Linked DNA regions of Homo sapiens: regions 2 and 3 are each linked to region 1. Evidence: chromatin contacts called from ENCODE Hi-C or POLR2A ChIA-PET data. All regions are on one chromosome and are shown on one strand. The core of a region is the stretch at or near the end of the contact, and the rest is flanking DNA. Distances in the headings are between cores, read along the strand shown.

Evidence for each region. A loop is a pair of places that touch in the nucleus more often than their neighbours do. ChIA-PET counts read pairs that join two places held with the same protein, here RNA polymerase II (POLR2A). Pooled maps may share reads with other maps.
Region 2: a loop to region 1 is called in a pooled map, with 4 times the contacts of the local background. The contact joins the promoter of ZC3HC1 here to the enhancer-like site in region 1. A Hi-C loop is called at or near these places in 6 of 50 pooled maps. POLR2A ChIA-PET finds 5 or more read pairs at or near these places in 2 of 52 experiments (WTC11 and endothelial cell of umbilical vein).
Region 3: a map of CD14-positive monocyte shows a loop between it and region 1 (2.8-fold over the local background). The contact joins two enhancer-like sites. A Hi-C loop is called at or near these places in 3 of 168 maps with a recorded cell type or tissue (CD14-positive monocyte, heart left ventricle and mammary epithelial cell), 1 of 37 single-sample maps with no recorded cell type and 14 of 50 pooled maps. POLR2A ChIA-PET finds 5 or more read pairs at or near these places in 7 of 52 experiments (BJ, CD8-positive, alpha-beta T cell, Caco-2 and 4 more).

What each region holds. Positions count from the first base shown.
Region 1 is chr7:129,824,103-129,826,698 of GRCh38, forward strand. No RefSeq gene overlaps it. Among named protein-coding and RNA genes, the nearest start is that of MIR183, 50 kb to the left of the region's middle. RefSeq lists silencers at 1,105-1,154, 1,225-1,304, 1,605-1,954 and an enhancer at 2,275-2,324. Within about 2 kb of position 1,314, at least 24 of the 41 ENCODE cell types and tissues checked have a DNase peak (open chromatin) inside an H3K27ac peak, as active enhancers do.
Region 2 is chr7:130,050,091-130,052,686 of GRCh38, forward strand. It overlaps ZC3HC1 (zinc finger C3HC-type containing 1), which reads right to left and starts at 1,284. Exons shown (of 10, transcript NM_016478.5): 1 at 1,131-1,284. The coding sequence starts at 1,276. RefSeq lists enhancers at 618-1,410, 1,038-1,347, 1,408-1,597.
Region 3 is chr7:129,646,476-129,649,071 of GRCh38, forward strand. The region is part of intron 1 of NRF1 (nuclear respiratory factor 1); the gene reads left to right. Among named protein-coding and RNA genes, the nearest start is that of NRF1, 36 kb to the left of the region's middle. Within about 2 kb of position 1,281, at least 2 of the 41 ENCODE cell types and tissues checked have a DNase peak (open chromatin) inside an H3K27ac peak, as active enhancers do.

The DNA.
Region 1 (2,596 bases), core at 64-2,563:
GAGCTCCAGCCACTGTATTGAACCATGAGGTGGCCTTCCAAATGGAAGTCAAAGCTAGAATGACAGACAGAAAGAATAGGAAACGAATTTCCCATTCTATTCTTATTTCCAGTCTTTATTATAGAATCATTTAAGATTAGGTTTAGTTGTAATAAGTAGAAAATTAAAAAATTTATAGCAGTGCCTTAAATATGCTACAAATTATTATTATTATTTTTTGAGACAGGGTCACGTTCTGCAGCCCAGACTGGAGTGTAATGTCACAATCTTGGCTCACTGCAGCCTTAACCTCCTGGGCTCAAGTGGCTCTCACACCTTAGCCTCTCTTGTGGTTGGGACCACAGACGTGTGCCATCACGCTGGGCTGATTTTTACATTTTTTGTAGAGACGGGTCTCCCTATGTTGCTCAAGCTGGTCTGGAACTCCTGGGCTCAAGTGATCCTCCTGCCTCGGCCTCCTAAAGTGTTGGGATTACAGGCGTGAGCCACTGTGCCCGGCCTATTTTTCTATCTCACATAAAACTAGTTAAGAGATAAGCAGTATGGGGAAAATACAGTGGTTCCAAAAAACCACAGACTATTAGGTATCTATTGCTGCATAATGGATTACACCCAAAACTTAGAACCTTAAAGCAGCAAACCCGCATTCCCATCTATTTCCCAGTTTCCAAGGGTCAGGAGCCCGGGAAGCTGCTCTCAGGCTGCTGCGGCTCAGGATCGCTGATGAGGCCTGCCGCAGCCATTCTCAGCTGCACCGGGTCCGGGCATCCACAGCCGGCTCACGCGCTGGTGGTCGCCAAGCCTCAGCTCTTGCTGGCTGTTGGTTCAGGGCTTCGGTTCCCAGCCAGGTGGGGCTCTCCAAAGGAGAGGGCAGCTCAAAACAACCCGCTGGCTTCCCCCAGAGCAAGTGATAGGAGACAGGAAGAGGGAGCTAGAGAGAGCCCTGAAGGTGGACGTCGCAGTCTTCACTCAATCAATCTCCGCAGGGAACGCCCTGCAGGCCCAGGTATCCTTCCGGTCCCTTCCTCCTGCCCCTGTGCTCCAGATCCCCCAGGCTCCAGCCCTGCAGCCCGAGCCCCACCCACTATCCTCGCCTCCCGCCCTGCCGCTCGGCCCTCCCGCTTCAGGTCTCTGTCTCTCCCTTTCTCCCTTCCCCTCTCTCTGTATCCTTTACTTTGTGCCTCTGATGCCTGACCTGGCCCCAAGCCAGCACCCCACCATCCCACCCTCTTCCCACCCTGCCCCCCGGCCACGTGCCCCCGGGCCAGCCAGAACGCTGACCCCTCCCCCTGAGTCCACTCCCCGCTCCCCGCTCCCCGCACAGCCCGGGCCACGCCCTACCCGGGTGCCCTCCCTTTACCCAGCTCCTTCCCATCCAGCCGGGTCCTGATCCAGCCCCCTGCTCCAGGATGCCCCCTCCTAGCGGTGTGTGAGGCTTTCATGACCCTTCTTCCTCCTTTCCCGACAGATCAGCGGGGGAGGTGGGCTGAGCCGCCCCTCTCGTCGTCACCCCTGCCTTGGCCGCCCAGCCGTGCTGGGAGAGTTTGGTGGCCGTGGCTGGCACTGCGGCAGTGCCCATGTCAGCTCTGGCGCCTCTACCGAACTCCCTGTTTTGGGGGCTCTTTCCCTACCAGGGTCACGTCGATGAGGAATCTACGTCCCTCCCAGCCCGGTTCCCACCTCTCAGGTGGGGCAGATGCCAGAGGCCTCCCGGGTCCACGCCCGCGGGCCACTTGGACCGCCCTGCCCCGGCCAACCCCGCCCCACCCAGACTCCCGCCCGCGAGCGGGTGCCGAAGCACGAAGCACGTACGCCCCCTGGTGGCCGTGGCGGGGACTGCCGCGCGGACTCCGCAGCCCCGCCCCACCCCGCCCGCCCAGCCCAATCCCACCCGCTCCGCCCTGCTCGCCCCTGCCTGCTCACCTACTGGGCTGCGCTGTCCACGCCTGGAGCCCGGGCAGCTTCAGTTCCGCGGAGGACAGGTGTAACCCACAGAGTGATTCCTTTACCGGGGCCTGCTAGGCTCCGGCCCACGAGGCAGGACTGGCGGCGTTCTCACGTCCTGGAAGTCAAGGCCCCAAGGGGACCGAGGCGCTGCCCAGGCTCCCCTGACTGCCAGCTCCGGCCTGGCCACCCAGTCCGCCCCCAGGGACCGGACTGGGTGCGCCGTCCACCCTTCCAGTACCTGGAACATTCTCCGCGGATTGGGAGGTTCTGGGTTCTGCCCTAGATTCCCAAGCAAAGTTGCTCCTTTGCTCTTGTCACTTGCCAGCTTCGTGGTTTTTGTTTTTTGTTTTTGAGACGGAGTCTCGCTTTGTCGCCCAGCCTGGAGTGCTGTGGCGCAATCTCGGCTCACTGCAACCTCTACCTCCCCAGGTTCAGGCGATTCTCCTGACTCAGCCTAGCTGGGATTACAGATGTGTGCAACCATGCCCGCATAATTTTTGTATTTTTAGTAGAGACGAGGTTTCACCATGTTGGCCAGGCTGGTCTCGAACTCCTGACCTCAAGTGATCCACCTGTCTCGGCCTCCCGAAGTGCTGGGATTATAGGCGTGAGCCACCGCGCCAGGCCTGCTTCTCTAAAGATCCCTGCA
Region 2 (2,596 bases), core at 34-2,533, 230 kb after region 1:
ATTTAGAGACGGAGTCTCACTCTGTCACTCAGGCTGGAGTGCAGTGACGCGATCTCGGCTCACTGCAACCTCCGCCTCCCAGGTTCAACCAATTCTCCTGCCTCAGCCTCCCGAGTAGCTGGGACTACAGGCGCGGGCCACCACGCCCGGCTAATTTTTTGTATTTTTAGTAGAGATGGGGTTTCACCGTGTTAGCCAGGATGGTCTTGATCTCCTGACCTCGTGATCTGCCCGCTTCAGCCTCCTCAAAGTGCTGGGATTATAGGCGTGAGCCACCGCGCCCGGCGACAGGCATTATTTTAATAAAAATAGGATTACATCAACGATTATAGCTCAAAAGAAATAAACTTACTCTAAGACTCTCAGAGATTCATAGAGAGCCTCAAGCGGGTGTGGTTCTAGGCCAAAAAAAATTCACAGCATCCATAAACTTGGATGGGTAAAAATGACATTTATTTCTCTCTAAATGACAAGATTTAGCATTTTCTTCAATTATGAATGAAGGTAAAAACACCATAGTAGTATTAGCAGTACCTGCTAATTTGTCACCAATGGAAATAATGTTCCCACATTATGGTGGTTGCATGTCTTCAAATACCTTTGTGCTCATCACTACTTCAAAATTATGGTTGACAACACATACTACTAGATATTATGGACTCTTTAATAAAAAGCATTGTTACTGCGTAACTTTTTCCTTTTACCATCTTGATAACTACATTCCAATCTAACTGGTTTCCTTTATAATCCTATGTAATTTACTTTAAGCATTTAAAAATATTCTGAGAGTTAATAAGCTTCTCCAGAGAGCCAAAGGGGTCCACGGCACAAAAAAAGGTTAAGAATCCCCAATTAAGAGAAGTCAAGTGAACTCATTCAGTTAACGGTCCTCTTTACTTCCAAAAATAATGTCCGATGACAAAATTTCGGCTGCGGTTGGGAATCTGGTACACCCCGAGGGGAAGATCAAAGCCGATCAAACATAGTAACCAGAGTTTCTTTCAGATTCTAAGAAGCCATCCCCACTGCCCGAGTCGCCGACCGAGGGGAACCTCCCCCAACCCGCCACCCCTTCCCCAAGCCTTCTTCAATCTTCCAACGCCGGACCCAGGGTTAACTCGTGAACTCACGCGTCCACGCCTCCCTCTTCCGGGGCAATCCCCTCATCTATCAGCTGCCGGATTTTCTGGGGGGTCCCTTCTGGGGAGCGAACTACTGCACCCCAATTCTTTTCAACCCCTACGGCAAACGCTTGTCCCTCACAGGGCGCCGCCATCTTGGTCCGCTGCCGAGTTGCTTCCCCGAGAGTTTGAAGGCTCCGGAACTTCCGTCCTGGGAGGTTAATATCCGCCTCTTGAGGCAGCCTGGCTGGGAAAGTCTAACCGCGGGGCCCACGCCTTTTCTCATCATTTTAGAACCTTAGAGCGAGCTTAAGGAGGGCTGTACTGTTTAGGACAATCTTGATTAATCGTTTCCTTTATCAACTAGCATATTTAGGTTGATAAGAGATTTTTAGAACGCTGTCAGTCCAAATTCAGCAGGGATGAGGGGCTCAACTTAATTTTCAAGTAATATTAACTAATACGGCCGGGCGCCGTGGCTCATGCCTGTAATCCCAGCGGTTTGGGAGGCCGAGGTGGGCGGATCGCCTGAGGTCAGGAGTTCGAGACCAGCCTGGCCAACATGGTGAAACCCCATCTCTACCAAAAATACAAAAATTAGCTGGACTTGCTGGCGGGCGCCTGTAATCCCAGCTACTAGGGAGGCTGAGGTAGGAGAATCGCTTGAACCCGGGAGGCGGAGGTTGCAGTGAGCCGAGATTGCGCCACTGCACTCCAGCCTGGGCGACAAGAGCAAAACTCCGACTCAAAAAAAATAAAAATAAAAATAAATTAACTCATACGACCCTCCTAAGTTGCACCTTTCTACAAGCGAGGAAATGGTGACCCTCATTGGAGAGCAAATAATTTAGAATCCTTGTTGGAAACCGTGTTATGGATGGATTTAGAAGTCTGTGGCATTTGACACTATTGATACTCCTTCCTTAGTCCAACAAATATTTATTGAAAACGTCCTATTTATTTTTTTTGAGATGGAGTTTCGCTCTTGTTGCTCAGGCTGCAGTGCAATGGCGCGATCTCGGCTCACTGCAACCTCTGCCTCCCGGGTTCAAGCGATTCTCCTACGTCAGCCTTCCGAGCAGCTGGGATTACAGGCATTCGCCAACACGCCCAGCAATTTTTTTTTTTTTTTTTTGTATTTTTAGTAGGGACGGGATTTCACCATGTTGGTCAGGCTAGCCTTGAACTCCTGACCTCAGGTGATCCGCCCGCCTCGGCCTCCCAAAGTGTTGGGATTACAGGCATGAGCCACCGCGCCCGGCCGAAAGCATCCTATTGATAGTCTCTAGGCACTAGCAATGACAGTCGTGAGCAAAGAAGCTGTAGATCTTGGTGGAGTTAGATGTCAAATTTTCCTATAGTTTTAAAATTATGATTACAAGTGCTCCAAGGATGTACCAAGGTTATAATAGGAGAATCTAATTTAGTTTGCACATTCTCCTGAGAAAAATCAGGTACTGGAGCTGAGACGGATG
Region 3 (2,596 bases), core at 31-2,530, 180 kb before region 1:
TAGGAAGCACTACCACCCCTAGGTTTGGGGGAACAGAAGAGAAGAACCTGGAAGCTCAGAGAGGTCCTCCTGCAGCTGGTAATCTGATCTCCTAGTGGAATGCCATTCAGCTGGTACTCAACCACCAGGAGAGAAGAGGCACAGCTGGAGTTGGGAGGTGCAACACTCCTCTTGCTGGAGCAATGCTGATATTATAACAATGAAAACAGCAAAGAAATCCCTTCTTCTCTCCCCTTCCAGTCTCCCTAGGCAAAACCTAACAGGATACTGGCAGTAAAGTCTGGAAAACATGGTTGGCAGGCTCAGCCCCAGAGCGAGGAATAGTGCAACTCTGACAAGAATAGAAGACAGGGCTTGGAAGTGAGACGGAGAGAGAGAGATAAACAGCAAGCATAACCTTGTAGGAGAGTTACAGAAACTGTAACTGCCTGGGTGTAGCTTTAGTTATTAAAATGTGCAGCTGATTACCCACAATCATTTATCAAAGAGCACATTATGATAGATCTATTCATAGAGACTTTATGGACCCGAGCCCTGACTTCAGTGAGCTTACAGTATTTTCTTTTCTTTTTTTCTTCGAGATGGAGTCGCACCCTGTCGCCCAGGCTGGAGAATGCAGTGGCGCGATCTTGGCTCACTGCAACCTCCGCCTCCCGGGTTCAAGCAATTCTCCTGCCTCAGTCTCCAGAGTAGCTGGGATTACAGTCATGTGCCACCATGTCCGGCTAATTTTTTGTATCTTTAGTAGAGACGGGGTTTTACCATGTTGGCCCGGCTGACTCCAGACCTCGCGATCTGCCCGCCTCTGGCCTCTCGGGATTACGGGCATGAGCCACCATGCCTGGCGCTTACAGTATTTTCATAAAATCATCCACTCATCCCTAAGTCATTATGAAGTTGTGTGGTAAAGCTTTTTTTTCTTTTCTTGCTTTTTTTTTTTTTTTTGAGACAGAGTCTCGCTGTGTTGCCCAGGCTGGAGTGCAGTGGTGCGATCTTTGCTCACTGCAACCTCCGACTCCCAGGTTTAAGTGATTCTCCTGTCTCAGCCTCCAGAATAGCTGGAATTAAAGCCACCACCCCTGGCTAATTTTTGTATTTTTAGTAGAGATAGGGTTTCACCATGTTGGTCAGGCTAGTCTCAAACTTCTGACCTCGCGATCCCCCAGCCTTGGCCTCCCAAAGTGCTGGGATTACAGGCGTGAGCCACCACGCCCAGCCCAAAGCTTATTTTTCTTAAGCATTATATAAAAGCATCATTGTTAACTGGATTATCGTGTTATTAGTATTAAGGAATATTTACAAAGTTAACCTATTGGTATGAAAAATATTTGATTAGTCATACAATTTTGTTAGTTTTAGATGCCGCAAATTAGGAGTTTGTCTTCCTCAAGGCAAGGCCACTTCTAAACTTGAACTGTGCTGTTCTCAGTTCTTAACGTAAGAAGGGAGCTTTATTTATCTAGTGACAGTTTGCTCTAACATGTCATTTAATTTTAATTTTCAAAAGGATCAGTTTGGAAGACTATATCATAGCTATTTGTTTTTAAAGCTCATTTTGTTAAAAGTCAAAGTAATACATTCATATAATAAAAGATGAAATAGAAGGACTTACAATAAAAATCAATAGTCTTTTGCCACTCTTTCCCCATCCCGAGTCCCACTTTTCAGAGACAATTAGCTGTTTTTTGTTTATAGTTTAACTGTTTTGTTTATAGTATCATCAAACAGTAATGCCTCCATAACTCTAAATAATATGTCTATACCACTATTTCTTGATTTATCAAATGGGCATTATTGACTTTTTTTTTTTTTTTTTTTTTTTGAGAAGGAGTCTCGCTCTGTCGCCCAGGCTGGAGTGCAGTGGCACAATCTCGGCTCACTGCAAGCTCCGCCTCCCGGGTTCACGCCATTCTCCTGCCTCTGCCTCCCGAGTAGCTGGGACTACAGGTGCCCGCCACCACGCCCGGCTAACTTTTTGTATTTTTAGTAGAGACGGGGTTTCACCGTGTTAGCCAGGATGGTCTCTACCTCCTGACCTCGTGATCCGCCCTTCTCAGCCTCCCAAAGTGCTGAGATTACAGGCGTGAGCCACCACACCCAGCTTGACTTTCTTTTATGGAATATAAGGTACTTATTTTTTTAGTACTTTTCCTTTCCCTTGTACTTTTGATAGTTACATTGTAATACTGTTTCCATCTCCTGCTAATAATGTCTCCTGACTCCCTCACCATGTAAGGATAGGATATTAATACTCTATACTCCTAGCCATTCTTCCACCTTTCTGTCCCTCTCCCGCCTCCAAATTTCTGTCAGCCTTATCTTTGCTTTTTCATTGTCATGGTTCATAACTTTTACCTGCTGTTTTGTATTATATTTCATTTTCTGTATTTTGGTCTGTAGTCGGGGTCTGGAGATGGAACTACATGTACAACTATAGCTTCATTTTTTTTTTTTTTCAACTGTAGAGCCCAGTGGTGTGGGAGGGTATTTTTTTTCTTTCCATGTCTGATATCATCACTCATACACTCTTTGAAAGAGAATTATCCTAGGTCAAATGGATTTTTCTTTTCTTATGTTCCATTTTTACTCACAATTA